2 separate regions of the Homo sapiens genome follow, and region 2 is linked to region 1. Evidence: chromatin loops called from intact Hi-C (ENCODE). Cell type or tissue: dorsolateral prefrontal cortex. All regions are shown on one strand. Links, peaks and the distances in the headings refer to the core of each region. The heading gives the core; the rest is flanking DNA.

What was found. Hi-C counts contacts between places; a loop is a spot of excess contacts. Peaks named below come from ENCODE experiments on the same cell type or tissue, not always from the same donor. Only the 100,000 strongest peaks of a DNase experiment are listed, where the experiment ranks them.
Region 2: it touches region 1 in a loop (2.7-fold over the local background); 5 of 110 quality-filtered maps call a loop at or near these places.

Annotation. Positions count from the first base shown.
Region 1 is chr21:25,781,902-25,798,689 of GRCh38, forward strand. No RefSeq gene overlaps it. Among named protein-coding and RNA genes, the nearest start is that of GABPA, 55 kb to the left of the region's middle. In dorsolateral prefrontal cortex, for the core only: CTCF peaks have their summits at 8,324 and 8,523; no DNase peak of the experiment used is centred there; H3K4me3 peaks cover 981 bases; H3K27ac peaks cover 1,365 bases.
Region 2 is chr21:26,176,425-26,193,212 of GRCh38, forward strand. It overlaps APP-DT (APP divergent transcript), which reads left to right. Exons shown (of 4, transcript NR_186396.1): 2 at 4,113-4,177. It also overlaps the pseudogene RNU6-926P. Among named protein-coding and RNA genes, the nearest start is that of APP-DT, 14 kb to the left of the region's middle. In dorsolateral prefrontal cortex, for the core only: no CTCF peak of the experiment used is centred there; no DNase peak of the experiment used is centred there.

The DNA.
Region 1 (16,788 bases), core at 3,802-11,801:
CACTAGGTAAAGAATACATATTTGTTTTCATGAAATGGGCACTTTATGTAACAAATGTGTTTCTGAAAAAGTTGTACCTAAATAAAATATTATAAGCATAATTGTTAGCAGTATTATATATACTGTTTGGCCCCCCCCAAAAAAGATGCATTTATAATTTTTTTTGCGATCCTCCCACCTCAGCCTTTCGCTGGGACCACAGGAGTATGCTACAACTCTTGGCTAATTCTTTCTAAATTTTTGGTAGATGCAGGTTCTCCCTGTGTTGCCCAGCCTGGTCTCACACTCCTGGGCTCAAGGGATCCTCCCACCTTGGCCTCCCAAAGTGCTAGTATTAAGGCATGAGCCAATGTGCCTAGCCCATAGTTCTTGAATACCAAGGAAGAAAAGAGGTTTATAATTAAGCTCTAAATTACAGAGGAGTGGTATTCCTGAAAAACGTTTAGTAAGTGGAAACTGCAACTGTAATGCATATATGTAGAAACCCAAGACTTGCAATCACTTCACAAGAAACATTAGGCACAAATTACCACAAGGTAACACAGCTTACTGACATGGAAATGAGATTCCATCAAACCTATTTCTAAAACTCCTTCATAGTTTCTTATTGCCGTCTGGAAAAAAAGTGCAATTTCCTTAGCGTGGTGTGAAAGCATGGAGCCAGTTTTTATCTTTACCCAGCTTCCAGTTTCCATGCTCCTTCTTCCTGGAAGCATTATTTATCAACCATAATTAGCCCAGGTCAGATTTGTGCATTAGAAATACGGTCACTTAGCGCTGTCTCCTCCACTGGATTAGCAGCCATGACGTTCAGGACCTGATATTGTCTTTGTTTATCACTGCATCTTCAAACCTTAGTTGTGGCCGGGCCCAGTGGCTCACATCTGTAATCCCAGCACTTTGGGACACCGAGGCAGGTGGATTGAGGTCAGGAGTTTGAGACCAGTCTGGCCAACATGGTAAAACTCTGTCTCTACTAAAAATACAAAAGTTAGCGAGGTGTGGTGGCGCATGCCTGTAATCCCAGCTACTCGGGAGGCTGAGGCAGGAGGATCGCTTGAACCTTGGAGGTGGAGGTTGCAGTGAGCCAAGATTGTGCCACTGCTCTCCAGTCTGAGAGACAGAGTGAGACTCCATCCGCCTCCTCCTCAAAATAAAAATCCTTAGGTGTTATAATGGATACAGCACTGTAGTTGTGCCATTAGTCCTCAAAATTCATGGTGTTAGCATCTTATATCACTTATTTTATAGACAAAGAAAAATTATTATACTAGAGAACTGCATTTTTTTCCTACAGTTTCTTAGATATAATTCCATGGAAACTTGGATCTGCTAAAACAATCGGCAGCATCAATACAGCATTGGGAAATGATAAAAGGAAATCTGTTAAAACTATCAGAAATCTTATTAATCACATATGTTTATCCATTTGATAGATAAATCATGTCCCTTTGTCGATTTAAAAATAATTTATATTAAGATATCTTTCTGACAATTATTGTGACTTTTTTGAGAAGCATGCTTTGGTACTATAGAGTATCTTTAGCACAGTGATTCGTATTTGGATAACAAGAGTCACAAAAGGAAAAATCGCCTTTACTTTAATGCTTAATTATTTGCCATAATATATTTGATTTGTATATGACTTTGTAGAAACTACTTTGTGCTCAAGTTTGTTCCTCTAAATAGAACTTTATATTTCTTAATTGGCCAGCTTGTTTCATTGATCTGTCCCAAGTCTCATTATGAAATCTCAAAATCTCACTTTGATTGATTTGAAAAAGTGGAGGGAATCAGACCATTTGGTTTTTTTTCCTTTGTTTTTGACAAGATTTTTGGTGCACAGTTTGAGAAATGGCAGAATTACCCCCCAGCTAAAATATTCGGAGGCTCAAAATTCATACTAACCTTTCTTGTTTCCTAAGCTGAAAAAAGCTGCCACGCAGGGTTCTTATGGCAGGTTCTTGTCAAATTCTCACACTGAAGAAAATCAATGACATATTTGAGAGCATCAAGCTTCAGAAGAATTTAGCAAACAGGATGTCAGAAACCTTTCAGAAATAAAATCATTCACCTGGGTGGATTTAGGGCTGAAATTATTCCATGATATGTTTGATAAACTTTCATGCCACTGAAAACATTTCTCCCTCATATTTAGGCTTCTAAAGGTTTTCTCGACTTTCTTATGTTAAAAATTAACCCATCTCATCTCTGTTGAGAAATAAATAATGCCCCATATCTTTGAAAAGATAAATCAATGTTAAGATTATGTTCTATGTCCTCACTTCATCTGTGAGGATGTCAGAATTTCTTTTGGCTGTTTGTCAAGTCATTGGCAATATCAGAATTATCTCTCAGAAGAGAAATAGTTGAACTTGTGTCACCCTGTGGGATCTATTGGGAGTGAATTAGATTGTGGAAACGGCATATGCTCTATCTGAAAGTCAATCTCAGTTCACTAACTAGTGTCCTAGAAATCTGAAGGAGGTAAGGATGAGAAACAATGTTTCCTCAAATCTCTCTATATTTTCACTATTTCCTAAAAGTTGATAACTAGAAGATCAATTTAGTATCTCTTTGGGGAGGAGCATGAGTAGGGACTGTGGTGTGTGTGGGTTTGTTTGTTTTTTTTTTTTTTTTGGAGATGGAGTTTCACTCTTGTTGCTCAGGCTGGAGTACAATGGCCAGACCTCAGCTCACCACAACCTCTGCCTCCCAGGTTCAAGTGATTCTCATGCCTCAGCCTCCCAAGTAGCTGGGATTACAGGCACACACCACCACATTGGCTAATTTTTATATATTTTTTTTTTTAGTAGAGATGGGGTTTCTCCATGTTGGTCAGGCTGGTCTTCAACTCCTGACCTCAGGTGATCTGCCCACCTCAGCCTCCCAAAGTGCTGGGATTACAGGCATGAGCCACCGCACCCGCCCTGTTTTTTCATTTCTGTTCCCTCTGATTGAAATGCTTCCTCTTTTTATCCTTCCTTTTCCTTCTTTCTCTCTGTCAAAATTCCCATTATCCTTTATTGTCCAGAATTGACCAGACTGTCCTTGAACACACTTCCTTTGAAGCTACACTCACCTGATTTTCCACCTCACTGACCCCTACTTTTGGGTTCCATACTAGACTCCTTTTTCTCTTCCAACCGCACATTAGGTGACTGTAACGTTACAAATCATCTATGTGAGTCATCAATCTTCATATCCAGCTTTGATCTCTCCCAGAATCCATTAATATCTCTATCTGCTTACAAGGATGTATAGTAAGACATTTTAATCAAAAAATGGCAAAAAGAAAACTCTTTTATTTTTTTTAGACCGAGTCTTCCTCTGTCACCCAGGCTGGAGTGCAGTGGTGCCATCTCGGCTCATTGCAACCTCCACATCCTAGGTTCAAGCCGTTCTCATGCCTCAACCTCCTGAGTAGCTGGGACTATAGGCACAGCACCACCACGATCACTAATTTTTGTATTTTTAGTAGAGGGGGTTTCACCATGTTCACCACGCTGATCTCCAACTCTTGATCTCAGGTAATCTACCACCTCAGCTTCCCAAAGGGTTGGGATTACAGGCATGAGCCACCGCACCCTGCCCTATCAGTAAATATTATATTATAAACACCTATCACAAATGCATAGGTACTCAGATGGATTTCTGGAGATGATTCTTTAAATGTGTTTAATTATGTTGATTGATTTTTGAATCACAAACTGATTTTGTTTTCCTGTAATGAACCCGGCTTGGCTCTGATGTATTATTTTGGCATGTTGCTGGATTCGGTGTACAAGTATTTTGTTGAAGGTTGGTTTTTTGTCTGCAAACATAAGAGATACTGGTCTGTAATTTTCTTTTCTTGTTGTCAGGCTTTCCTGTGGGTTTTTGCTGTCCCCATAACTAAGTTGGAAGTGTTTCTTTTGTCTCTTATTTCTGAACATTTTTGGATAATATTGTTATTTTTTCTTTAAATATTGGATAGACTTCACCAGTGAAACCATCTAGCCCTGGAGTTTTCTTTGTGAGGAGACTTTTTTATTAGTGGATTACACTTCTTAAGTAGATATAGGAAAATTAAGAGTTTCAATTTCATCTTAAGTCAGCTTGGACAAGTTGACTCTTTTTCCAAGAAATTTGTCCACTTCATCCAACTTGTCATATTTGTTGGCATAAAATTGCTATTATCCATTGTCTATAGAATCTGTGGTATATCTTGCTTTCATTCTTGACATCGAAATTTGGGTTTGTCTCTTTTAAAAAAAAAAAAAGGTCTTGCTAGGGATGAATCAATTTCATTGATCTTTTTAAGGAATTAATTTTTGGCTTTGTTAATTTTCTGTTATTTGTTGTCTTCTCTACAGATTTATGCTTTTATCTTTATTGCTTTCTTTCTTGTTTGGGTTTAATGTAATCATATCTTTCTGGCTTAACGTGAAAACTTATGTCACTGGTTTAACACATTTACTTATTTTTTGAGAATCCACAGACCATTTATTAAGATAAATCTTATTTGAGTCCATAGACAAGTCTTGATAAATTTAAAAGGATTAAAACCACACAAAGTATGTTCTCTGACTATAAGGGATTTAATTAGAAATCAATAGCAGAAAGATACGTAGAGAATACCCAATGATTTGGAAATTAAACAATACATTAAAAAGAATTTTTTTACTATATACATTTAAAGCTGTGCATTTCTCCTAAACATAGCTTCAGCTCCATCAAATACATTTTAGAATGTCGTACTTTTATTATAATTCAGTTTAAATATATACTAAGTTCCTTTGTCATTTCCTATTTTGCACACTTGGATTATTTCAAAATATATTATTTAATTTCAATATCTATCACAGTGGCTTTTGTCATTGTGAGAAGTTACGAAGATTCCAAATTTCTTATGAGTGGGTATTGTTTGCTCATAAAAGTTTAGCCCATTAAAAATGATGTGGCATATGAAATAACATAACATTTTATTTCCTTTTTTATTACTTCTTTGTAAAATCCAATTTTAAACATTTTATTAAAAGCAAAAAGTTATGATATAGTATTAAAATATTTCATTTTGGGCTGGGTGCAGTGGCTCTTGTTTGTAATCCCAGCACTTTGGGACACCGAGGCAGGTGGATTGAGGTCAGGAGTTTGAGACCAGCCTGGCCAACATAGTGAAACCCCATCTCTACTAAAAATACAAAAAATTAGCTGGGCATGGTGGCAGGCGCCTGTAATCCCAGCTACTTGGGAGGCTGAGGCAGGAGAATCGTTTGAACCTGGGAGGCGGAGGATGCAATGAGCCGAGATCACACCATTACACTCCAGCCTGGGCAACAAGAGAGAGAAGCTGTCTAAAAATAAATTTCGGTTTGAAGAATACATACATCAGTATCTATATATGTAAATCACATGTATTTATGTATATGTGATCTTTACACCACAGGTAACTTAAAAAATGTGAATGCTGTTCCCTAACAGACCTTTTTACTCTCTTCAGAAACTTCATAACATGGATATTTGAAGGAAATCCTAGAGCTGAATTTAAAGACGGGGTTTGAGGAGACTTGAGTCATTCTGTATAGTAAAATAAGATTTTGTTGTTTTGTCATTGTTTACCCATAAAATGAGGGAGGAGAGCTAAGCACTATGCCTATGAAGCCTGCATTGCAGAATCTTTCAGCAAGATTAATGTCAAATGTGGAATTTTAAGATGTTGACATTACTATATGTCAAAGAGTGTTATAACAAAGTATCATTAACCAGTGGCTTATAAACAACAGACATTTATTTCTCACAGTTCTGGAGGCTTGAAAGTCTGATATCAAGGTGCTGGCAGATTTGGTGTCTGGTGAGGACCCACTTCCGGGTTCATAGATGACGCCTTCTCACCACTGGGTCTTCATATGGTTAAAGGGGCAAGACAGCTCTCTGGGACCAATTTTATTTATTTATTTATTTTGAGATGGAGTTTTGCTCTTGTTGCCCAGGCTGGAGTGCAATGGCACGATCTCTGCTCACCACAACCTCCGCCTCCCAGGTTGAAGCGATTCTCCTGCCTCAGCCTCCCAAGTAGCTGGGATTACAGGCATGTGCCACCACCCCGGCTGATTTTGTATTTTTTGTAGAGACGGGGTTTCTCCATGTTGGTCAGGCTAGTCTTGAACTCCCGACCTTAGGTGATCCACCCACCTTGGCCTCCCAAAGTGCTGGGATTACAGGCGTGAGCCACCGCGCCCGGCTGTCTGGGACCAATTTTGTAAGAGCATTAAACCTATTCATGAAAGCTCTGCCTTCATGACCTAATCAGCTCCCAAAGGCCCCACCTCCTAACACCATCACCTTGGTGACTAGGTTTCAACATGTGAGTTTTAGGGAGACGCAAACGCTCAGAGTATAGTAGTTATATCCTTCCATGTCCACTATCGCCACCTGCACATGTGCCTCTCATAAAAATGCATTGAAAAGGTGAGTTTGGAGGCAATTAACCAAAAATCTACCCAGTTTTAGATTTAGGAAATGTAAATCTTAAGGAATGGAAAGCCTTCCTGCAGACGTCTAAGTTGTGTTTGGGTGTGTATTTATTTGAGTATATCTGCATATAAGTGTTAAAGAATCGGAGGACAATTCACTAATACACATTCGTTATCTCTAGAAAAAGGATTTTTAACACATTTGCTTATTCCAATTTCTACTATAAAAATAGATCACTGTAGTCATACTCCCACTTATGGTTAAGATGGTATAACCAGAATGAGGTAAGTCTCATTTATTTATCAGCTTAAACTGAGATTCCAGGGTTGCAGCATGCAGAGAGAGTAGAAACCACTGGGAAGCCAAGACAGCTAGAGTTCACAGAGCAGAGAGAAAAAAATCGCACAGAGATCAAGCTTGGGAGATCTGCAAAGGGTTCCCCTGGGGCTGTCCAGTGAGACCTGGTCAGTAGATATACACGGGAGGATCCTACCCAAGGCTGGGGAAGGAGCCACGTGACAGGAGCACAGGGAACAATCCTCAGAGCATACACAGGAGAAGTAATGGTTGTGCTTCCACCAGCCAGAGAGGAAAACCTTATAAGGCATAGAGTACTCGGAATGCTAGAGACTAAAGGCTGCCCTGATCCTACCTGACAAAGTTTAAAAAGAAAGCCTAGTCCCAGCGGGGCGTGGTGGCTCATGCCTGTAATCCCAGCACTTTGGGAGGCCAAGGCAGGTGGATCACCTGAGGTCAGAAGTTCGAGACCAGCCTGGCTAACAAGGTGTGAAACCCCGTCTCTACTAAAAATAAAAAATTAACCAGGTGTGGTGGCATACACCTGTAGTCCCAGCTACTGGGGAGGCTGAGGCAGGTGCTTGAACCCAGGAGGCAGAGGTTGCAGTGAGCAAAGATCGCACCACTGCACTCCAGCCTGGGTGACAGAGCAAGACTCAGTCCCCCCCCCCCCAAAAAAAAAAAAAAAACAAACCAGCAAAGCCTAGTCCCAGAATAAAATTTAAAATGACTTTTGGGAATAAAAAGTAATAGATTATTGTTAATTTCCATTACTTTAAAATCTGATCCATTACATATTATATGCGTGTATCAAAATATCACATATACCCCCAAAATATATACAACTATTATATGTCAATTTTTTAAAAGTTGTACCCAGTCTTCAAATTCCAACTAAAATGCTAACTGATTCCTTCATCTGAATTTTTGTAGCATTCTTTTATGGCAATTAACACAGTCTATATTTTAGAGATTTTATCCAATTGTATTGTAAATGGGTTTTATCTATTAGGTTGGTGCAAAAATAATAGCGATTTTTGCAATTACTTTTAATGGCAAAAACCACAATTACTTTCGCACTAACCTAATGGTTGTGCTGTAAATTCCCAGGGGATAGGGAACACCCAAGATTCATACAACTTTGTGTAAATATGTTAACCATCTTGCATTATTAGTGCCTTACATAAATCTGATTTTAAAATATATATTTGCCCAGTAAATGAATATTTCAGTAAAGTTTAATAAAAAAATATAAGTATTAACTGGCTATTAATTCATATGAATTTATGTAGAAGTCTTCTTAAAAATTTGAGAGTTAACTTAAGAATCATTCTCATATCATTATTGCCAGCATGTTTTCCAAAGTATGAGCCTAAATATATGGACTAGCCAGTTCTCATGGCCATTAGTGTACACTTGTAAAATTATTTTTATTTATGTTGGAATTTGCAAAGTCTATTTTCAAATCCAACTGGGATTATTTTTATGGCAGAGATTATTACAGCGGTATTTCTAAGTCATGTAGAAAAAAATGTGAATCTGGGAGGTTCTGTGATGCTTAGAGATTTCAGTTCCAACTTGTTCCAGTTGATGTCACTATGGCAAAGGTATCCCACACATGTGGCATACAGCAGCGGGGGAAGGAGGATACAAATCTAATAATGTGGCCAAATCAAGAGGAAACGTATTTGGGGGCAAGGCTAAAATGGGAATGGGAGCATGGCAGAACATCAGGATTCCACATCTGGAATCAGAGGGGCTGAGTGAATGCATTTACCTGATCTTCTATGAGTCAGCAAAACAAACACACAAAGCCATCGTGAGTTTGGAAGCTGTGAAACTGCTGCTCTTTGCAATGACAGATCTTCCTATGCTCTGAACTGCAGCAATACATTGAGGTAGCAGTAATTACAGACTTTCATATGGCTTCTCTGCTCTGTAGAAGTAGTAAATGAACCTCTTGGGGCTAAATTTCTAGCTTTGGGCTCCTGCACCATCTTTCTCCCTACAGGAAGTCACGACAGACAACAGAGGAAGTCCAAAGCAAGGACAACGCTGTTTATGAAAAGGAGTGGTAATGGTTCAGAGTGAAAATTAACAGATGTTGGGATAAAAATGTCTGCCTGGGTACTTTATGGCTCCAAAGTAAATAATATGTCCCTGAGTTTTAGCAGCTGTTTAGGGACTCCTGTATCTTAGTGTTAGTTTAAACGGCAAGGTAAAGGAACTCATGTAACTTAACACTGTTCATCAACACAAACTTACTGGATATCTTTCTGAAATGTGAAAACAGATCTGTTTTCAGATACTATTCAACTGTGCAAGGAGGCAAACAGATGTATTCATTAACACTCCCCACAGAGCATATTGTGATATTTGCAAATGGAAAATGCTGGAGCTGAGGTTACACAAATGTTTTCTGTTATGAAACTTCCTTCCATAAGACCATGATTTTCAAGGAGGATCTCATTTAGGACTGTTTTTTGTTGTTATACTTTCTGTAATGGGTGATTTTTCTAATTAAGATAATTTGCATTTTAACCTTGTTTTAGAAAGTGATTATTCTTTTTTTTTCTGTCTAAAGGTAGATAATGTTACCTGTTTAAATTCATTTTTTTAACCCAAGTTTTGCCTCAGGATCTATAAGTCAATTTTTTATAGTAAGATATTGGATGCCCAGTGAAGAAAAGGTTTTTGCCAAGCTGAAAGAAATTCAAGGCAAGATTGTGAGATGTCATTGGTACAATACACACCAACTAAGAATCCTTGTTTCTGTTTTATGCCTATGAACCAATAACAGTGATCAGTGTGGGGACATTTCATTGGAATTCTGCCTGAGAAAAAGCAGGAGTGTTCAGTCCTTCAGCGCCACCAACAGCTCTGGATGCCAAAGGACCATGCTGGTAGGGCTCAGAGTGCTCAGACAGAAGTATGAGGCAGAGTTTCATGGGGAAATGAGATGGGTCTGAGATGGGTAGGAAGAGGGGGAAAATGGGCCTCTCAATGCTCTCATAGCCTCTTAATGCTCTCAAAACAGCCACTGAGGCAATGAAATTTTTTTTTAACTTTTAGGTTCAGAGATACATGTGCAAGCTTGTTATACAGGTAAATTATGTTTCAAGGGGGTTTGATGTACAGATTATTTTGTCACCTAGGTAATAAGCATAGTATCTGATAGGTCGTTTTTTGATCCTCACCCTCCACCCACCCTCCACCCTCAACTAAGCCCTGGTGTATGTGGTTCCCTTCTTTGTGTCCATGTGTTCTCAATGCTTAGCTTCCACTTATAAGTGAGAACATGCAGTATTTGGTTTTCTGTTCCTGCCTTTGTTCACTTAGGATAATGGTCTCCAGCTCTGTCCATGTTTCTGCAAAGAACATGATCTCATTCTTCTTTTATGGCTGCATAGTATTCCATGCTATATTGTACCACATTTTCTTTATCCAGTCTACCATTGATGAGCATTCAGATTGATTCCTCATCTTTGGTACTGTGAATAGTGCTGCAATGAACATGCACATGCATGTCGTCTTTCTGGTGGAATAATTTGTATTCCTTTAATTATATACCCAATAATGGGATTGCTAAGGTCGAATGGTAATTCTAAGTTCTCTAAGAAATCACCAAACTGCTTTCTGCAGTGGCTGAACTAATTTACATGAGCACCAGCAATGTATGTATATGAGCATTCCCTTATCTTTGCAACCTCACCAGCATCTGTTATTTTTTTACTTTTTTATAATAGCCATTCTGACTGGTGAGAGATGGTATCCCACTGTGGTTTTGATTTGCATTAATTAAAAGAGATTTATTTATTTATTTATTTGAGACAGGGTCTGGCTCTGTTGCCCATGCTGGAGTACAGTAGTGTGAACAGGCTCACTGCAGCCTCAACCTCCCAGACTCAGGTGATCCTCCTGCCTCAGCCTCCTGAGTAGCTGGGGCTACGGGTGTGCACCACCACGTCTGGCTAATTTTTAAATTACTTGTAAAGATGGGGTCTTCCTATGATGCCCAGGCTGGTCTTGAACTCCTGGGCTCACGTGATCCTCCCACTTTGGCCTCCCAACATGCTGGGATTACAGACGTGAGCCACCACAGCCAGCCTGAAACGAGTTGAAAGGCACAGGGAGAACCCAGGTTTCTGTGGACTCCACCAGGACATGATGGAAAATGGACCTTGAATGAAATTCCTTGATTACGTGGCTAGGAAGACTCCTGGTATCTGCTGTGGTAACTTCAAGCCACAGAGGAGAGACAGAAAATTCCCTGAGTCCGGGGGATAATAGTCATGACAAGGGTGAAACAGAAAACGAAAAAAAAAGAGAGGAAGGGTTGATACCTGTTGACAGAATAAACACTACAAAGGAAAATCATCCTTGTAAAGTAAATTCTGTCAACATGAATCTTGTTCGTCAAATTTGATTTTAATATTGAGAGTAAGATAGTTTTCAGTTTGTCTGCTGGGACCATGATGAAGCACTTTCTTCATCTAGAATTTCCCTGGTGATCTTTCTGGGGATATTTTTCTGTATCCCAAGCTTTCAGCAAATTTTGATGTGTTGCCCACTTTGTGTGAAGAGAGATACAAAAGAAGCTTATGTGACCCCTGCTTCCCCATGTGCAAGACAAAACTGGCCCCTAATGAATTGAGATGAGATTCCCAAGATTTGGGGACTTCATGGAAGGGTAAAATTACAAAACAATAACAATGTTCTAGTTTTCTAAGGCTGCCATAACAAAGTCCTATGGACTAGGTGGCTTTAACAACAGGAATTTATTTCCTCACAATTCTGGAAGTTAGCAATCCAAAATCACGGTTGGTTTCTTAGGTCTTGAGGGAAGGACCTGTTACACACTTCTCTCTCCTTGACTTTTGACGGATTTCTTTTCCATGTGTCTTCACATCATCATCTTTCTTTTTCTTTCCCTCCCTCCCTTCCCCTCTCTCTCCTTCCTTCCTTTCCTTTGTTTTTTTTTTTTTTTTTGAGAGAGTCTCACTTTGTCACCCAGGCTGGAGTGCAATGGCACTATCTTGGTTCACTGCAACCTCTGCCTCCTAGGTTCAAGCGATTCTCCCACCTCAGCTCCTGAGTAGCTGTGATTACAGGCACATACCACCACGCCTGGCTAATTTTTGTATGTTTTGGTAGAGATGGGGTTTCACCATGTTGGCCAGGCTTGTCTCGAACTCCTGAACTTAGGTGATCCGCCTGCCTCGGCCTCCCAAAGTGCTGGGGTTATATGCATGAGCCGCCACACTTGGCCATGTCATCTTCCTTCTGTTGCTTGTCTGTATCGGAAGTTCCTCCCGTTATTAAGGATACCAGTCAAAAGGTGGGTTATTAGGCCCACCCTAATAACCTCATTTTAATTAATTTACCTTTTTAAAGACTCTATCTTCAAATACAGTCACATTCTAAGTTTCTGGGGTTTGGACCTCAATATATGAATCAGGGGCTTGGGGACAGGGGGAACATAATTCAGCCCATAGTAAGCTACAACAACAAACCCACAAGCCAACAACCTGAGGTGGATGACACATGCTTTCAAAATTTGTATTTTGTAAAATCAGAATTAAAAAACATGGCTGGGTGCAGTGGCTCATGCCTGTAATCCCGACACTGTGGAAGGCTAAGGCAGGAAAACTGCTTGAGATTAGGAGTTCAAGACCAGCCTGGGCAACACAGTGAGACACCCCATCTCTACAAAAAATTTAAAAATTACCCAGGCATGGTCATGTATGCCTTGTAGTCCCAGCCATTCAGGAGGCTGAGGTGGGAGGACCATTTGAGCCCAGGAGGTAGAGGCTGCAGTGAGCCATGATGGTCACTGCACTCCAGGCTGGGTGACACAGCAAGACCCTTTCTCAAAACCAAACAAGCAACGAACAACAAAACAAAACCTATGACATTATAATTTAATAAATTAACAGAAAAAGGATGTACTAGTGATGTAATCAAAGAATAAAGGAGTATTCTTTAAATACATTTAACTTTTTAAGCATCTCATATATTTATCCTTATTTTTTAGGACCAGTGAAATTTTGAAATTTTCATTAGTAACTGGTGAGGATGTGCTGAAATACATTACGGTAATTGTAACATGGCGCCCTAGGTAAAATTTGGTTCTAATATTTTCAAAACCTTAAATATGCTGGTAGAAACCTCGCAGGAGGTGAGGCCTAAATATATCCTGAGACCTTGCTTCTGGGAAAACCACCAGAAGGGATTATTTGATTATATCCATATTAAGCTGATAGTTTAACCAAAAGAGTAATTTCTAAGGAGGTAGAATGTTCTGTGACATCATGAGAGAATGAGAGAGCAAGAGTGACATAGAGGAGTTGAGGAGGTAGAGCAGCCCTTTTTTTTTTTTTTTTTTTTTTTTTTTTTTTTGAGATGGAGTCTTGCTCTGTCGCCAAGCTGGTGCAATCTCGGCTCACTGCAACCTCCAACTCCCTTGTTCAGGCGATTCTCCTGCCTCAGCCTCCCGAGTAGCTGGGATTACAGGCACGCACCACCAAGCCCAGCTAATTTTTGTATTTTTAGTAGAGACGGGGTTTCACCATGTTGGCCAGGATGATCTCAGTCTCCTGACCTTGTGATCCGCCTGCCTCTGCCTCCCAAAGTGCTGGGATAACAGGCGTAAGCATCGCGCGGGGCCGGGTGGCATTTTTATAAAGAGTTTATTTCCCTTTTTAAATTTAAGCTACACTATGCCTATGATCTGCTACTCTTTCTTATGGAGGTAGGGGTGTGTGCGTGTGGGTGTGAGAGAGTGTGTCTTGTTCTTGTTGTTGCTTCTGTTGTTGTTAAAGAAATTATTCATGAGTGATGCAGGGTTGAGACTTAGCCATTGATAGAAAATACGTGAGGGCAGATCTTCATCTCACACAAAGAGGGAACTCAAGTGATAAAGTAGAATTGAGCCTGGACTATAATTTTGATCTCTTGCATGTGAAGCTATTAAAACAGAATCATACATATTTGGAGAAAGGTTCTGATATTATACTAATGTATTCTGGTGTGATTTCTTACCGATGCCCTATGACAAATTCCAAGCCCTATAGGCAAAGTTTTTGTTGATGCAAAAGGATATTCTCATCAGTTATTTCAGAAAGAGGTGCATTCTAAATGAGGAAATTAGGACTGACAACTCAGTCCTTAGATTGGCTTGGCAAGGAGAAACTGTATGGCACCTGTTTCTGTTGTATAGATCTTTGCTGGTAGCACGGGATACCAGTGTCAGGAGACTAGCTCAAAGGTACTCTGTCTGGGTAGAGGATTACATACTTTCTATCCTCATGCACACTGGGCCAAGGCATCCGGTAAAGATGGCTCCTGGACGAAGAGCTCTGAAAGCTGCAGTATCCATTGGCAGCTGAAATAAAACTGTGTATTGCATTGAAATGACTTTCTGTCATTCGAGTTAAGTCCTGAACGTTGAGTTAAGTCTTACTAAAGGCTGCAACCTGTCTCAGTTGTGCTGAGCAATAAAAGAGTAGGTTCCATGTTTGGTCCATGTGGGAGGGACTTCCGCTCTTTAGATAATATATTGGTCCTGATGTTATTAAATTCTTATTTTATTCATTATAAATGTTTTACATGAACTAAAAGTATTGCATTAAAATATTTATTGCAATCACTGAGTTTTTCTGTGCCTCTGCAAATTTTACACCCCATTATCAGCACTGATTATTTCAACTATAAAACGTCATGATCTGTTTTACAGTGAGACAAGGAGTTTTAAGTTTCCAAGTTCACAGGAAATGAAACAAGAAATGTAACAATATGGTTTTATATCACATTTTGGGAGGCTGAGGCGGGAGGATCACTTGAGGCCAGGAGTTTGAGAGTAGCCTGGGCAACATAGTGAGTCTCCTGTCTCTTTAAAAAAATAATAAAACAGTAAAAATTTTTAAAAATACAACTTATCAAAATTTGTGGGATGCAGTGAAAGCAGTGCTTAGAAGGAAATTTATAGCATTAAATATATATATTAGATGAAAAGAAATATCTAAAATCAATAAGCTATAGGAAAGGAAACTATAGAAAAGAATAAGAGTGATGCAAACAGAGAAAAAAATAAAAATTAGAGCAGAAATCACTGAAATTGAAAATAAACCAAAGAAAATGAACGAAATCAAAGCTGGACTTCAGTTAATAACATTGTCACTACTGGTTCAATAATTGTGACAAATGTACCATACTAATGGAAGATGTTAATAATTGAAGAAGCTGGCTGTGAGACATGTCTCTGAACTGTTTGTATTATCTCTGCAAATCTTTAAATACATAGCTGTTACAAAAACAATGTTTTTTAAAAAATATTAAATATCTGGTTTGAGAGGGTGAATTCATTACTAAGCAAGTTGGCAGTATCTGCTTTTAAAAAAGCTTTGAGAATGACACTAAGGACCCATATTTTAGAGATGGCTCAGATCCGACATGGCCAAGACTCAGGAAAGGCATATTTTGGGTTCCTTTTGAAGTGTGAAATTTGAGTATGAAATTGTCTGAGATCTTCAAGCAGTCACCTTCCATCCATTTCCAAATGGGACAGGATATAAATAAGTTTATTGCTTTTGAAAGATCATGTGTAAAAGGGCTACAAAAACAAGGACATGGAGAAAAGGCAGAAGGTGCTTCTAGAAATAGGATTTTAAAAAGTGAAAGTTCTGCGTTAACAAGACTTGCAAAAAAACTGCTTAGGTTGGCAAGAGCTATTTTTTGAAAAAGGAATTTTGAAGGAAAGATCAGAGGTACTTGTCCCACATAAGGTCTGCTTTAGAAAAGATGGGATATTAATATTGCTATGTCACCTAATTTTGACTTTTAGAACAGGAACACCCCAAATAACAAGGGTGGTGTAACAAAATAGAAAGCTTGTCTCATTCTCATATTGAATTTGGAGCCAACTGACCAGGGCTTGGTTTCCTCATCTGTAAGATGGATGACAACAGCACATCATGGTGATGGTCATCATCATCATAACTATTAGACTGTGGCCGGGCGCAGTGGCTTACGCCTGTGATCCCATCACTTTGGGAGGCCGAGGAGGGCGGATCACCTGAGTAGGAGTTTGAGACCAGTCTGGCTAACATGGTGAAACCCCGTCTCTACTAAAGATACAAAAGTTAGCCGGGCATGGTGGCAGGCGCCTGTAATCCCAGCTACTCAGGAGGCTGAGGCAGGGGAATCGCTTGAACTTAGGAGGCAGAGTTTGCGGTGAGCCAAGATAGCAGCACTTCCCAGGCTGGGTGACAGAGCAAGACTCTGTCTCAAAAAAAAAAAAATAAATAAATAAATAAAAAATAAGAATCACAAACACATGTATGCACAACCCAAACACTGACAGAGAAAGCTCTGTAAATGAACATCCTAAGCCTCATTCACACAGGACAGCTTTATAGATTTCTTAACATCCCTGTTTTTAGCTATAGAATTGCTAATTGTGCAACAAATGCTATAGAGGTGCTCGCTTGGCATAAAAAGGAACAGTGAAATCCATAAGCCTGAAATCCATCAGCATACTGAAAACCAAAATGTGGGAATACTTTGGGAAGGAAGTATGTGTGTGGTATGGGAGAGAGCACTGGCTTTGCAGCCAGGTAGATTTAGATTGGACCCTGTCAGAGCCACTCACTCATAGCTTAAACTTGGAGACTTTGCAAACTTCGTTTTCTTTTTAGTTTTTTTTGGAGACAGGGTCTCACTCTGTCACCCCAGGCTGAAATGCAGTGACATGATCATGGGTTGCTGCAGACTCAACCTCCCGGGCTAACATGATCCTCCCACCTTAGACTCCTGGGTAGCGGGGACTATAGTTGGGTGCCACCACGCTCCGCTAAGTTTTGTATTTTTTGTGTGGAGACAGGGTTTCACCATGTTTGCCAGGCTGGTCTTAAACTCCACTCCTGGGCTCAAGTGATCCACCTGCCTTGATCTCCCAAAGTGCTAGGATTACGGGCACGGGCCACGGCACCTGGCCTGCAAATTTCTTTCGTCCTGCATTTCCCCACCTGTAAGGTG
Region 2 (16,788 bases), core at 5,351-13,350, 400 kb after region 1:
CTTCCTTAGAGAACTTTGGATAATAGGGCAACAATATGCTCTGGTGGAAAAGAACTCAGGCCTTGAGAAAGCCTGAGCACTACAGTTTCTGAAGAATGCTCCTTTCATTAGGTGGTGTGGTGATGAATTGTAAAGGCACCCAGCACAGTGCCTGGTTTACCATAGAAATCGGTTCTTTTTTCTTGAGAGAACAACAATTCGCAATAGCTGTCACTTAAGTGACCAGCATAATCCTGGCTTTGAGCTTGCCAGGGGCTGCCAGTTAGAACAATGGCTGTCAACCCCGTGTTATTTATTTAGATTTCCTAAGTAATGTTTTGCTAATAAAAGCTCCAAATTTGTGAGTGATTTACTCTTGTTTTATTTATTTAATAAAGTGGCACGATTTATTAATTTAATTAATTATTTAATTAATTATTAGCAGTGGCACAATCTCAGCTCACTGCAACCTCTACCTCCTGGGCTCAAGTGATCCTTCACCTCAGCCTCCAGAGTAGCTGGGGCTACAGGTGCGCACTACCATGTCCAGCTAATTTGTGTACTTTTTGTAGAGATGGGGTCTTGCCATGTTATCCAGGTTGGTCTTAAACTCCTGAGCTCGTGATCCACCCTCCTTGATCTCCTAAAATGCAGGGATTATAGGCATGAGCCACTGTGTCTGGTTGATTTATTTTAATTTAAATAAAAGCAACTCGAGGTTAGCATCATATCAGGCTACTCTCAGTTGTATTCTAGTATCTCTCTTGAGTGTGGGAGTAAGGGATGGAGCTGTAGCTAGTTTGCTGAGAACTGGACAAAACCCTGACCACTCCCTAGGGCGTGTGCCTAGGATGTGAAAGATATGCCTCCTGTTTTCAGACGGCACCGTGCTTGGAAAGGCTGCTTGCCAGAGGTGTTGAAAGGATGCCACTGGGCTGGTCCTGCACAATGGAAGACCACATCACATGCTCCAAGAGAGTCACTCCCCAGAGCAGCTGCAGGAAGCCACAGCTCTGTGGCCTGGGATCCTTGCCACACTGAATATTAGTGATAGACATTGGAGCCGAGGGGATCTTATGCTTCAAGGCAGCTGGATCTCTTTTTTACTGGTCAAATCATACCTAAGGATTGTCTTTCGTGTCCTAGAGACTTTGATGAGTAATTCAACTTTTAAAATCCAAGTGAAGGCTGTGGCTAGAGAAGCATGAGCTAAACCTAAAATGAATGGGAACATTACAGTCTAACAAGCCTTGAGAATTCAGGTTCACATTCCCTAAAGAAACAACATCCTGAATGATGAAACAAACACACAAACCAACCAACAATTTGTGATGTGAGATACCAAAACAGACACCCCTTTATCACCTAAGATGGACTGTAAGGTTAAGGAAACAAAGTTACCTACAGGGTTAGGGTTCGGGGACTGGCTGGCATGACCAATTTCTCAATTTCTATGGCTCTAAACTCCCTAATAATAGGAACTATCAGCCCCATCCTGTGATTTACAACCCAGACCACTACAACTCTAATTGGAATGAGGACCAGCCTTACAAACATTCTTTTCTGATAAGCAATTGCAGACCTTAAGCCAGTGTCAGCCAGTTTATTAGAGGCTGTGCACAAACTGTCTTTGGGTCCTGTAGTTCACCTTTTGATGTAAAGAGCCAAATTTTACCTCATTTTAACACTAAAACCCTGCCCCAAAGTGTACATGGGATGTCACATACATATTTACCCATTGCACATGCACTCAGCTCCCCTCATAAATATGTATATCTTTTCCTCCAAACCTGCTGAATATGTATGACTCCACTGTGTGAAACAGACCCTGTGAGGCATGAAACCCAACTGTCCTTCCTCTCTTTTGAAGAGAGACCACATTCAGCATACACCGAAGACTATGTCTTCCGGGTTTGCAAATTGATATTGCCAATAAAGCTCTCCTTTCTGTTATTTAGCCATCACGATGGTCTTTTGAATGATAAATTCACAAAAGCACCAAATCATTCAATATACAACGTTGTCCCTGAGCAAACACCCAACTTTATCCCTTAAATAACATTTTTGTCCCGTGTGTAATTTATTCAGTTAAATATAACTATTAGAAATGAAAGTGTTCAGTATTGGTGGATCAATAAAAAATTTTTATATTCTCACTTTGGGTGGGAATTAAAAAAAAACTGGTTCATTTGCTCCCATTAAGGAGCTAATGTTTATATGAGAAAAATATCTGGGCAAGAAAAAGAAAAGGCACAGTGAAAAAAGTACATCAGTAAATACAATTTAGTATAAAGTATTTGTGCACATATATGTGAATTCATCAGAAGAAAAGTAAGGATCAGGCCTGGTGGCTTGTGCCTATAATCCCAGCATTTTGGGAGGCCAAGGCAGGAGGATCACTTGAGCCTAGGAGTTCAAGACCAGTTTGGGCTCAAAATGAGACCCTGTCTCTACAAAAAATAAAATATATTTTTTAAAATTTAAAAATTTTGGCCAGGCATGATGGCTCACACCTGTATTCTCAGCACTTTGGGAGGTCGAGGTGGGTGGGTTACTTGAGGTCAGGTGTGGTGGTAGGCACCTGTAATCCCAGCAACTCAGGAGGCTGAGGCAGGAGAATTGCTTGAACCTGGGAAGTGGAGGTTGCAGTGAGCCGAGATCGTGTCACTGCACTCCAGCCTGGGCGACAGAGCAAGACTCCGTCTGAAAAAAAAAATAAAATAAATTAAAAAAATAAAAATTTTTTAAAAAGAAAATGAGAGTTACAGACCTGTAGCGTTGGAAGGGTGAATAAGGGACCTTCAGAGGAGGTTTTTTGTTTTTGTTTTTTATCAGGGTATTTGATAACAACCATTAAGAAAGAAGAAAGGAGGATGTTCGAAGGAGAAACCATGTAAATACATCAAGAGTGTTCATGATGGGGGTGGTAAGTGGGAGTTAGCTATAGGAAGAGGTTTTTTTTTTTGTTTTTTTTTTTTTGAGACTGACTCTTGCTCTGTCACCTGGGCTGGAGTGCGGTGGTTTGATCTCCACTCACTGCAGCCTCCCCCGCTGCCCCGGGTTCAAGTGATTCTCCTGACTCAGCCTCCCGAGTAGCTGGGATTACAGGCACGCACCACCAGGTCCGGCTAATTTTTGTATTTTTTAGTACAGACAGGGCTTCACCATGTTGGCCAGGCTGGTCTTGAACTCTTGACCTCAAGTGATCTGCCTGCCTCAGCTGCCTAAAGTGTTGGAATTACAGGCATGAGCCAGCACAACCGGCCAGGAAGAGGTCTTAATGTTAGAAGACCTGAGGAATTTAGGTCAGATGGAATAGGCAGCAGTGGGCAATTAGTCACTACAGATTTACCAATCATGATCTGACATTTTAACATTTCTAGAGGCTTGTCCACGGGGAAAGTATAGGGAGATTCAGAGGATGAAAAAGTTGAGATTGGGAAGAGAAGGAAGAAGAATGTGCCAGAGGTTCCAGGAATGAACATAGATAGGGTCTGTGAAAAGTTTGTGAAAAAATCACACAAGGACATCTTATTACTAATAAGGATGCCTAAGGATTACAGTATGTCAGGCTGAGGACGTATACAGACGGGATCTCTGAATACTCATGAGTTGTATTGGGTTAACATTGCATGTCACAAATGAAGAGGTGAAAGAGTAAGGGGAAGAGAAAGGAGGGTTTGTACCCAGTTCTGTCTAACCTGGACACCTTTAGTGACAATGCTGAACTGCAAAGGAGAAAAAGTGATTTGAAAACTTTTTTTTTTTTTTTTTTTGAGACAGAGTCTCAGTCTTGCTGTCTTGCCCAGGCTTGAGTACAGTGGCGTGATCTTGGCTCACGGCAACCTCCGCCTCCAGAACTCAAGCTATCCTCCTGCCTCAGCCTCCTGAGTAGGGGTGGGATTGCAGGCACACATACACCTGGCTAATTTTTTTTTTTTTTGTATTTTGTATTTTTAGTAGAGATAGGGGTTTCATCATGTTGCCTAGGCTGGTCTTGAACTCCTGGCCTCAAGTGATCCACCCGCCTCAGCCTCCCAAAGTGCTGTGATTGCAGGCATGAGCCACTGCACCTGGCCTGAAATCTTTTTTTTTAAATGAGGGAAATAATAAATTTAATGTTCATTTTGTAGGTGGAAATCAGAAGTACATGCAATAGGAATTAACTTGAATATGATGCATAAAGTTTGAAGCAAAGGTGAGTGATAGATGAACATTGGTGATGTAACTCCGGAAGTTGTCTGTCATAACTGATGACTTATCCCCATCATATGTGCTGAAAACTACTCAGATGAAGTTAACAACCTGATATTACAAAATAAGCATATATATTTTGTGTTTATAAGAACCTAATAATCATCTGGAGACTTAGTACTTGGGGGGTGAGCTATAGATAGCCCTGTGTATCAGGGTTTTCCAAACAAACAGAACCAATGGGATATATATAGATATATAAAGACACTTCTTATAGGAATTGGCTCAGGAGATTATAAAGGCCAAGAAGTTCCAATATGTGCCCCCTGCAAGCCGAAGAACCAGGAAATCCAGTGTAATTCTTGCATGTGAAGCTGAAGGGCTGAAGAGTGTCTGCTGGTATTGAAGGCTCAAGAACCTGGAGCTCTGAAGTCAAGGGCAGGAGCAGATGATGGATGTCCCAGCTTCAGAAGAGAGAGCAAATTTGCCTTCCTCCACCTCTTTTATGATTCCTATGCTCAGTTAATTGAATGATGCCCACTCACATTAGTGAGGATGGGTTTTTGATACCCAGTCTATTGATTCAAATGCTAATCTCTTCCAGAAATACTCTCACAGACTCTCCCAGAAATAATATTTTACCAGCTGTCTGGGCATCCCTTAACCCAGGATGGGCTAAGAGACAAGTGGACACATAAAGTTAACCACCATACCCTGTAAATATGGTATGAGAAGGGATCGAGTCATATTTCATATCAAGATTATTTTCCAATGCATAGATGCCTTGGAATAATACTTCTTATAAAATAATGAGTAACATTTTCTAGCACAAGTTCCAAACTGTGTACCATGGAACCCTAGCTCGGTCATATGTTGCTCGGTATTGCATGCATACCCGAAAAGAATTCTGTAATCAAGTAACTTTGAGAAATAAGAGGTTAAACAAAATTAAACAAATACCTTCACTTTAAAATGCATACAATTCTTTAAGATGATAATCTGCATTTTGAATTTTAAAGAGGGTAGGTAGCTTCAGTATGTAGCATCACTCCCTCTCCCTATTTCTTTTTTCTTTTTTTTTTTTTTGAGACATAGTCTCTCTCTTTTCCCCAGGCATGATCTCTGCTCACTGCAACCTCTGCCTCCAGGGATCAAGCAATTCTCATGCCTCAGCCTCCTGAGTGGCTGGGATTACAGGTGTGTGCCACCATACCCGGCTAATTTTTTTTTTTGTATTTTTAGTAGAGATGGGGTTTCACCATGTTGGCCAGGCTGGTCTTGAACTCCTGACCTCAAGTGATCCACCCACCTCAGCCTCACAAAGTGCTGGGATTACGTGCACACACACCTAGCTAATTTTTGTATTTTAGAAGAGACGGGGTTTCACCATGTTGACTGATCTCGAACTCCTGACCTCAAGTGATCCACCTGCCTGGGTCACCCAAAGTGCTGGGATTACAGGCATGAGCCACCGCGCCTGCCTGGCACCTCTCCCCATTCCTTGTTTTTGTTTGCTGCACCAACTCCTAGTGTTGCACAAAGCATGCTTTAGGGAATGTGGTTTGGAAGCATTCGAATCAAACCCTTGAATTTTTTTAGACCCTTGTAGAAGTGAAGGTTTATAGTGTACATTTTTGTCAAAGCAGATGGGTTCTTTTCACTGAAAGTTGTTTTCACACATGACCTTGAAAATAAATTAATAAAAAAAAAGTAGAAATATTAGGCTGACAGACATTTTAAAGTAGGGCATAAGATGCCATAAAAAGCCTTTTGAAAGTTTAAAATAGGAGTTAAAGTGTGTGTTATATGGAAGATACCAGATTAGAGTCTTTGAATATTTATTATATAAATGTGCAAGTATATGACCAGCTTCTTCCCAGTTTGGGGGAGTAATGGGACGGCATTCAGTTCACATTTGAGACTGCTTCTCTTTAAATTTTCGTAAGTGAAAAGGAAGAAGGATCACTAAGTTTACAAAGACAAGTCTCGGAATAAGACTTTCGTTCACTGTATTGCCTTTAATCATCTGGTGGGAGGGCCCTCAAGAAGTGGCCAAGGCCCTATGAAGATTGGTGAAGAGTTTCAAGGAGGAGAATTGAAGGAGACAGCTATGGGATTAATTTTGAGAGATGCCTTTGCTGAAATGTCTCATAAAATATACATGGAGAGCAAGGGCACAAGGAGACAGAGAACTCTCTCGGCCAAACAATAAATCAGAATTTCCATAGTTTTTCTCTGTTAGTCCTTATTGAAAAATTTGTCTACTGCTAATGGTGTCAAGTAGCCCTGCCAGCCCTCATTATTGTACCAAAAAGCAAAACGAGGAAAAGGTTTAGGGAGCTAGGTCTAAAAGGAATATCATTTCTGTTTCCCAACAATTAGTGAAAACAGATTCTGTTACCAAAATCTTGCAGAACCAAGGGTCCTAATACCCACTTTATTCTGGTGAGTTTGTCAGTCGATAAAAAATACTAACAGGCCAGGTTCTTTTCTCAGATAAACAGTAAAATAACATGGTTATAAACAGAAAAAAAATGGTGAAAACACAAATCTTGGTGTATTAGGCCATTCTTGCATTGCCAAAAAGAAATATCTGAGACTAGGTAGTTTATAAAGAAAAGAGGCCGGGTGCAATGGCTCACACCTGTAATCCCAGCACTTTGGGAAGCTGAGGTGGACAGATAACCTTAGGTCAGGAGTTCGAGACCAGCCTGGCCAACGTGGTGAAACCTCATCTCTACTAAAAATACAAAAATTAGCTGGGTGTGGTGGCATGCACCTGTAATCCTAGCTACTCAGGAGGCTGAGGCAGGAGAATCACTTGAGCCTCAGAGCAGAGATAGTGCCACTGCCTTCCAGCGTGGGCCACAGGATGAGACTCCATCTCAAAAAAAAAGAGAGAGAGATTTAATCAGCTTATGATTCTTCAGGCTTTGCAGGAAGCCTGATGCTGGCATCTGCTTGGCTTCTGGTGAGGCCTCAGGAAACTTACAATCATGATGGAAGGTGAAGGGGGAGTAGGGATGTCACATGACCAGACCGGGAACAAGAGAAAGCATGGTGCCACACACTTTTAAACAGCCAGATCTCATGAGAAGTCACTCATCACAAGGACAGCAACAAACAGATAGTGCTAAACGATTCATGAGTAATCCACCCCCATGATCCAATCACCTCCTACCAGGTCCCGCCTCCAATACTAGGGATTACAATTCCACATGAGATTTGGGTGGGGATAAGTACACAAACTATATCATTCTGCCCCAGCCCCTCTCAAATCTCATGTCCCTCTCTCATTTCAAAATACAATCATGCCTTCCCAACAGTCCTCCAAGGTCTTGACTTGTTCCAGCATTAACTCAAAAGTCCAAAGTCCAAATTCCAAGTCCAAAGTCTCATCTGAGACTCATCTCTTTCCATCTATGAGCCTGTAAAATCAAAACAAGTTATTTACTTCCAAGATATAATGGGAGTACCAGCACTGGGTAAACATTCCCATTCCAAAAGGGAGAAATCAGCCAAAAGAAAGGGGCTATAGTCTTCATGCAATTTCAAAACCCAGCAGGGCAGTCATTAAACCTTAAAGTTCCAAAATAATTTCCTTTGACTCCATGTCCCACATCCAGGGCACACTGGAGCAAGGGGTGGGCTCCCAAGGCTATCAGCAGCTCTGCCTCTGTGGCTTTGCAGCTGGGTACAGCCCTCATGGCTGCTCTCACAGGTTGTTGAGTGCCATGGCTTTTCTAGGCACAAGGTGTAAGCTGCTGGTAGATCTGCCATTCTCAGGCCTAGAAGGCAGGGGCCCCCTTCTCACAGCTCTGCCAGGTCATGCCCCATTGGGGACTCTGTGTGGGGTCTCCAGCCTCACACTTCCCCTTGTCACTGCCCTAGTAGAGGTTATCTTTGGAGGCTCTGCACCTGCAACAAGTTTCTGCCTGGGCACCCAGGCTTTCTTGTACAGCCTCTGAAATTTAGGTTGAGGCTGCCAAGCATTCTTTAATCTTATATTCTGTGCACCTACATACATAACACTGTGTGGAAGCCTCCAAGTCTTATGGCTTGCATTCTCCAAAGTGGCAGCCCAAACTGTACCTGGGTCCCTTTGAACCGCAGCTGGAGCTGGAGTGGCTGGGATATGGAGAGCAGTGTTCCAAGGCTGTGCAGGGCAGTGGGGCCTTGGGCCTAGCCCACAAAACCATTCTTTCTTCCTAGGTCTCTGGGTCTGTGATGGAAGGAGCTGCTGCAAAGGTCTCTTAAATACCTTCAAGGCCTTTTCCCCATTTTCTTGGATATTACCATCTGGATTCTTTTTAGTTATGCAAATATCTCTAGCAAGTGGTTTGCTCTGCAACCTGCTTGGATTCTTCCCATGAAAATGGGCTCAGCTTTTCAACCACATGGCCAGCCTGCAAATTTTCCAAACTTATACGCTGTCCTTCCCTTTTAAATATGAGTTCCAGCTTTAAGTCACTTCTTTGCTCCTATATCTGAGTCGGGCTGCTAGAAGCAGCCAGGTTAATTCCTAAATGCTTTGCTGCTTAGAAATTTCTTCTGCCAGATACCCTAGGTCATCACTCACAAGTTCAAACTTCCACACACCCCTGGGGCATGAAGAGAATGCAGCCAAGTTCTTTGCTAATGCATAGCACATGTGATCTTTGCTCCAATTCCCAATAAGTTCCTCATTTCCATCTGAGACCTTGGCAGGCCTGGACTTCACTATTCATATTTCTGTCAGCATTTTGGTGACAACCATTTAACCAGTTTCTAAGATATTCCAAACTTTTCCTCATCTTCCTGTCTTCTGAGCTCTCCAAACTCTTCCAACCTCTGCCCAGTTCCAAAGTTACTTCCATGTTTTCAGATATCTTTATATCAATGCCCCCATTACTCAGCACTAATTTTCTGTGTTACATCGTTCTTGCATTGCTGTAAAGAAATACCTGAGATGGGTAATTTGTAAAGAAAAGAGGACTATTTCCCTCACACTTCTGCAGGCTTTACATGAATCACAGTGCTGGCATCTGCTTGACTTCTGGTGAAGCTTCAGGGAGTTTTCAATCATGGTGGAATGCAAAGGGGAAGCACACACATCACCTGGTGAAAGCATGTGATGAGCAAGAGAGAGAGAGCGGTTGGGGGTGTTGCCACACACTTTTAATGAGACCAGATCTCATGTGAACTCAGAGGGAGATCTCACTTATCACCAAGGGAGTGGCCCAAGGCATTCATGAGGGATCCACCTCCATGATTGAAACATCTCCCACCAGGCCCCACCTCTAACACTGGGATTATACCTCAACATGAGATTTAGACAGGGGCAAATATCCAAACTCTACCACCTGGTTTTCAGGTCATTCTAGAGCACTAGCAGCTACCCTGGCTTAAATCCTGAAAAGTATCAAATTTATGTGTTTTTGACCGACATAAGAAAACAGGTCAAAGATTTGCTTAGTCCATTGTACCATTTCTGCCTTAACTACTTGGGAGCTACTGGGAATTTTCTATTTTTAAAATCAGGTTGTATCAAGATTGTTTGGTGTTTTTCTTTTTTCTTTTCTTTTTTTTTTTTTTTTTTTTGAGACGGAGTCTTGCTCTGTCGCCCAGGCTGGAGGGCAGTGACGCGATCTCCGCTTGCGGCAAGCCCCACCTCCCGGGTTCACACCATTCTCCTGAGCGCCTCAGCCTCCCGAGTAGCTGGGACTACAGGCATCCGCCACCATGCCTGGCTAATTTTTTGTATTTTTAGTAGAGACGGGGTTTCACTCTGTTAGCCAGGATGATCTCGATCTCCTGACCTCGTGATCCACCCACCTTGGCCTCCCAGAGTGGTGTGATTACAGGCGTGAGCCACTGCGCCTGGCCCTGTTTGGTGCTTTTCGACCAAAATCTCTAAACAACTCCAAAAGCCATAAACAGACTAAGCTAGAAAAAGGCAGACAAAGATATTAGAAACTAAGCTTGAGTAACTCAAGTCTTTAATGCTGTCTTACTAGTCTCAGTAATTCAGCACCTAGGAAACATCCACAGAAGACATTTTATCAATCAAAACAAAGAAGCTCGGGCAAGCACAGTGATGTGTGCTCACTCATAGATAGACTTGTTTTTGAAATTAGTCTTCAGTGATATTCATTCAGTGTGAGATTTAGTCTCCATAAACCGAAGCACAACACAACTTGAAGCTTTACTGGACCCTTGGGAGTGAGAAGCAGTTCTGTAATGTGTCTGTGATTAAGTAGCAGTTTCATCCTGATTTTTCAAGCTCAGAGCTCTCTACCCTTTCACATGCTTGAAGACAAGATGTTGGACAACTGGCCCAGAGGATGTTTTCCTCTCATTTCTGTAATCTTCTGATAAGGAAGGAACGATGTGACTTAACATGACTCTCCTTCAATCTGAACGTGCCAGTGTACCTTCTTTCCCATCCCACTCCATATATACTCTGTGTCTGTCTTTTGTTGTTGTTGTTGTTGTTTGTTTTTTGAGACAGAGTCTCACTCTGTTGCCCAGGCTAGAGTGCAGTGGCATAATCATGGCTCACTGCAGCCTCAACTTCCAGGGTTCAAGCAGTCCTCTCACCTCAGTCTCCTGAGTAGCTGGGACTACAGTTGGGTACCACCATGCCCAGCTAATTTCTTCAAATTTTTCATAGAGATGGGGTCTCATTATGTTGCCCAGGCTGATCTCAAACTCCTGGGCTCAAGCCTCCCAAAGTTCAGGGATTGCAGGAGTGAGCCACTGTGTCTGGCCTCCGTGACTGTCTGAAGTCTCTCTTTCACAACTCTCTTACAGTTCCTGTTAGTTGAGGAAAAAAAATCTGGAATTACAGTGTTTACAACTGAAAGGGATGAAGTAGTCATTTAGGCCAAGTCTTTAATTTGATGAGGACTTACTGGAGAGCCAGATAAATGAAGTCCCTTGCATATGGTCATATGAATATTTATTGGCAAAGCTTGGCCTTTGTCCTCCTGACTTCCAGATCTCATTTCATCTTGTGGTGCTTCCAGCATCTGGCCACCTTGCTAGACCTGAGTCATAAAAGCAATGGGGCGCTAAGACCAGCCATACTATAGGAAGTGGTGACAGTTTCCTCATTTAAAGTTGGGTTGTCTTTCTAGAATCTTAGAGTTGGAACTCAACTCAGAAATCACCTGTTTGATCCTCCCACAAAGGCAGGTGTCTCTCTTGCAATATTCTTGAGACAATCATCTGGCTTCTGCCTCCTTATTTTCTATTATCGGGAGCCAGCTTCAGGAAATAAAACATTTCACTAGAATTTTTGTGTTGTTACATTTAGCTAAAATTTACCTTCTCTTCACTTCTGTCCTTACATCCCAACACTGCCCCATGCAGTAACACCAAATGCAAAGACAGACTGTGCTTTCGACCACAGGGCACTCCTCTAGAAGTGTTAAAATACTTATCCAGTATTTCCTCAAGCTTCTCTTTTTTTCTCAAAGCTAAATATCTGATTTTTCTAAACTGTGCCTTATAGGTTACAGTTGCTGGATCCCTTGTGATGCTGAACTTTGGATGTATTCCTTTTGGCAAAATGACTGTATCCTACTTATCCACCAATTTGACAGATATTTAATAAGCACCTACTAAGTTGCAGGAGATTTAAAAAATACAAGCATGTAAATAAGAAAATATACAAAGTGATATATAACAATACAGGCTGTGGAGAAAAATTAAGCAGAGCAAGGGGAGATGGAAAATTTGTGTATGGTTAGGAGCTTGGGACCTTGCTATTCTATTAATACAGTGATCAGGAAAGGCCCCACTGATGTAGTGAGCTTTGAGCAAACAAGTAAAGGAAATGAGGGAGGAAGACTTGCAACTGTTTGGGGAGAGAGGATTTGGGCATAGAGAATAGCTCCTGAGGCAGAAATAAGTCTGATGTGTTTGGAGAACAGCGAGGTGGCCCTTGAGGCTCCAGTGGAGGGCGTGAGTGGGAGAGTGGGAGGAAGTGAGGTCAGGGAGGTTGTTATGGGCTGAATGGTGTCTCCCCGGAATTCACATGTTGAAGCCATAAGCCCCAGAACCTCAGCACATGACTGTATTTCGAGATAATGTCTTTAAAGACCTAAAATGAGGTCACTAGGGTGGGCCATAATCCAATATGACTGGTTTCCTCACAAGAAGAGGAAATTAGGACACAGATGGGCACAGGGGGAAGACCATGTGACGACACAGGGAGAAGAGAGCCATCTATAAGCCAAGCAGAGAAGCCCCCAGAGAAGCCAATCCTGCTGACACCTTCATCTCAGCTTCCAGCCTCCAGAATTGTGAGAAAATAAATTTCTGTTGTTTAAGGCATCCAGTCTCTGGTACTTTATTATGGCTGTCCTAGAAAGCTAACACAGAGGGGAAAAGGGCCAGATAGTATAAGACCTTGAAAACCATTTTAAGTTCTTTGAGCAGAAGGGGAGCCAGTGAGGGTTTCGGAGCAGATGAAGGTGATGACTGGGCTCGTATTTTAAAAGCATCACTCTAGCTTCTGTACTGAAAGCAGTCTATGGGGAGGCAAGGACAGAAGGAAGAAAACCAGGAGGAGGCTATTGCAGAAATGTACATGAGGGTGGAAGGTGGTGAGGAGAGGGAAGTTTTGGAATATATTCTGAAGTTAGAGCCAAAAGGATTTTCTGATGAACTGAAATTGTGATGTGAGAGAAAGAAAGGAGTCAAAGATGACCCAAGGCTTTTGGCCACAGCAACTTGGAGAACGGAGTTAACATTCATTGAGATGGAAAGAACTGTAGGAGCAGCGGGCTTTTTTTTCCTTCTTCAACTTTTAAGTTCAGGGGTACATGTGGAGGATGTGCAGATTTGTTACATAGGTAAACGTGTGCCATGGTGATTTGCTGCACAGATCAACCCATCACATAGGTATTAAGCCCTGCGTCCATTAGCTATTTTTCCTGATGGAGCAGTGGGTTTTAAGGGGGAGGACCAAGAGTTCAGTATGGACACATTAAGATTAAGATGCCTACTCATCTTTGAGTTTGAAATGCCAGCTAGGCTGTTGGATGCATGAATTTAGAATTCAGAGGAGTGGTCAGGGTAAGGATACAGATGGTACTGAGTGAGATCACTTAGGGTGAAATGAGGACAAAAAGAAGGCTTTGGAGGCTGGGGATTGTGGCTCATGCCTGTAGTCTCAGCACTTTGAGAAGCCGAGGTGAGTGGATCACTTGAGGCCAGGAGTTCAAGACCAGCCTGGCCAACATGGCAAAACCCTGTCTCTACCAAAAATACAAAAATTAGCCAGGTGTGGTGGCAGGCATTGTAATCCCAGCTACTCAGAAGGTTGAGGCATGAGAATGGCTTGAACCTGGGAGGCAGAGGTTGCAGTGAGCTGAGATGGCACTACTGCACTCCTGTCTGGGCCACAGAGTGAGACCTGGTCCCCCTGAGCACCCCCCCAACAAAGTAAAGGATTTGGGATTAAGCCCTAGTGTACTTGGAAATGTTGAGGTTGTTAAGATGAGCAGGAAAAAGAGAAGCAAGCAGAGGAGGGGCAGCGAGTGGAGTAGGAAGAGAAAGAGGGTGGTTTCCAAGGAGCCAAGTCAAGAATGTGCTTCGTGAGGACAGAATGATTACTGGGTTGATGCTGCAGATACTGTGTGTCAAATAAGGTAAGGACTGCATTGTATTTAGTGATAGAGAGGTCATTGCTGACACTGACAAGAGCCAGTTCAGAATGGTGGGGACAGAAGTATGATTTGAGTGGGCTCAAGAGAGAGTAGGGGAAAGAAATTTGAGTCCAGCAATGATTAAAATATTCTTTGGGAAGACTTTTGCTGTGAAGGGAGCAAAAAGCTGAAGGTAGCTAAAGAGAGATACCAAGAGAAGGTAATTTTATTATTATTTTTTGAGACGGAGCTCACTTTGTCACCCAGGCTGGAGTGCAGTGGTGGGATCACAGCTCACTGCAGCCTCAACCTCCTTCACTCAAGCGATCCTTCCACTTCAGCCTTCTGAGTAGCTGGAACTACAGGCACGTGCACCACACCCAGCTAATTTTTTTATGAGCTTGAGCCTAGGAGTTCAATACCAGTCTGGGCAACATAGTGAAGCCCCATCTGTACAAAACAATACAGAAATTAGTGCTTGCTTCAGCAGCACCTATACTAAAATTGGAATGATACGGAGAAGTTTAGCACAGCCCCTGTGCAAGAATGACACGCACATTCATAAAACATTTCATATATTTGTAGAAGCACATAGGAAAAAAAATACAAAAATTAGCCAGGTGTGGTGGTGTATGCCTGTAGTCCCAGCTACTTGGGAGGCTGAGGCGGGAGAATCACCTAAGCCCAGAAGGTCGAGCCTGCAGTGAGCTGTGATTGCACCACTGCACTCCAGCTTGGGAGTGGAGTATCGCCCAGCTGGTCTTGAACCCCTGGGCTCAAGCGATCCTCCTGCCTCGGCCTCCCAAAGTGCTTAGATTACAGGTATGAGCTGCCGCACCTGGCAAAGAGGCTTTTTTTAATTGAATATGTGAAAATATATTTGTATGCAGAGGAGAATGATTCTGTAACAAAGGAAAATGGACAAAGCAGGAGAAGGAACAATTGTTGGAACAATGTCCTAGAGTATAAGAGAGAGTGGCACACTGAATACAAGCACAGGAGTTGGTCTTAGATGGGACTGACATCTCTAGCTATATTACCTTATAGACAGCCACATGTAGCTATTTAAATGTAAATTAATTTAAAATGAAGACAATTAAATTTTTTCTGGCTGGGCTAGGTGGCTCATGCCACCTCAGCACTTTGGAAGCACTTTGGAAGGTCGAGGTGGGCGGATCACGTGATGTCAGGAGGTCGAGACCAGCCTGGCCAACATGGCAACACCCCATCTGTACTAAAAATACAAAAATTAGCTGGATGTGGTGGCATGCCCCTGTAATCCCAGCTACTCGGGAGCCTGAGGCAGGAGAATCGCTTGAACCTGGAAGGCGGAGGTTGCAGTGAGCTGAGATCGTGCCACTGCACTCCAGTCTGGAGGACATAGCAGGACTCCATCTCAAAAAAAAAGAAAAAAAAAATCCGTTGTGCTAGCCATATTTCAAGTGTTCAATAGCTGCATATGGTTGGCGACTACAGTACTAGACAGCAGCAACAAAGAATATTTTGGTCATTACAGAAAGATCTGCTGAGCATGCCTGAGCTGAGAAATGAGGGAAGGCAGACATATGTATGAGCGCCTATGCAGAGAGGTGAGTAGATGTGGTTGCGGGGAGCTTGTGGAAAGTCTTTCCTGATTTCTTCTGTTTCTCACTAAAGGCTACTTAGGAGAAGGACCTGGAGCTTTGAGGAAAAGGTGCAGACTATATCTTTAGGAGATAGAGAGAGTGAGGGGACACGGGGAAAATGGCAGAATTGCAGAACAACTTTTAAGATCCACTTCAGGCCAGCACAGTGGCTCACACCCGTCATCCCTTTTTTAAAAACTTTGAGACAGGGTCTTGTGCTATAACCTAGACTGGAGTGTGGTGGAGCGATCTCGGCTCACTGCAGCCTCAACCTCCTTGACTCAAGTGATCCTCCCACATCAGCCTCCACTACACCCGACTAATTTTTGTATATTTTGTAGGGACAGGGTTTCACTATGTTGCCCAGACTGGTCTCAAACTCCTAGACTTAAGCAATCTGCCTGCCTTGGCCTCCCAAAGTGCTGGGCATAAGCCACCACAACTGGCCACACCTGTAATCCCAACACTTTGGGAGACCGAGGTGCGAGAATCGCTTGAGGCCAGTTCAAGATCATCCTGGACAACGTAGTGAGACCTCTTCCAAACAAAAAAGAATTTTAAAAGTTAGTCAGGTGTGACCGGGTGTGGTGGCTCATGCCTGTAATCCCAGCACTCTGGGAGGCTGAGGTGGGCAGATCACAAGGTCAAGAGATCAAGACCATCCTGGGTAACATGTTGAAACCCCATCTCTACTAAAAATACAAAAAATTAGCCACGCGTGGTGGTGGGCACCTGTAGTCCCAGCTACTCAGGAGGCTGAGGGAGGAGAATGGCGTGAACCCGGGAGGCGGAGCTTGCAGTGAGCTGAGATCGCGCCACTGCACTCCAGCCTGGGTGACAGAGCAAGACTCTGTCTCAAAAAAAAAAAAAAAAAAAAAGTCAGGTATGGTGGTTGTATTAGTCCGTTTTCATGCTGTTGTTAAAAGACATACCTGAGAACGGGCAATTAACGAAAGAAAGAGGTTTAATCAACTTACAGTTCCACATGCCTGGGGAGGCCTCACAATCCTGGCAGAAGGCAAGGAAGAGCAAGTCACATCTTATGTGGATGGCAGCAGGCAAAGAGAGAGCTTGTGCAGAGAAACTCCCATTTTTTTTTTTAAGCCATCAGATCTCATGAGACTTATTCATTATCATGAGAGCAGCACAGGAAAGATTCACCCCCATAATTCAATCATTTCCCATAATTCAATCATTATGGAAGCTGCAAGATGAGATTTGGGTGGGGACACAGAACCAAACCATATCTGTGGTGCTCATCTGTAGTGCTACCTACTTGGGGGGCTGAGGCCAGAGGAGCCCTGGAACCCAGGAATTTGAGGTTGCAGTGAGCTATGGTGGGCCACCACACTCCA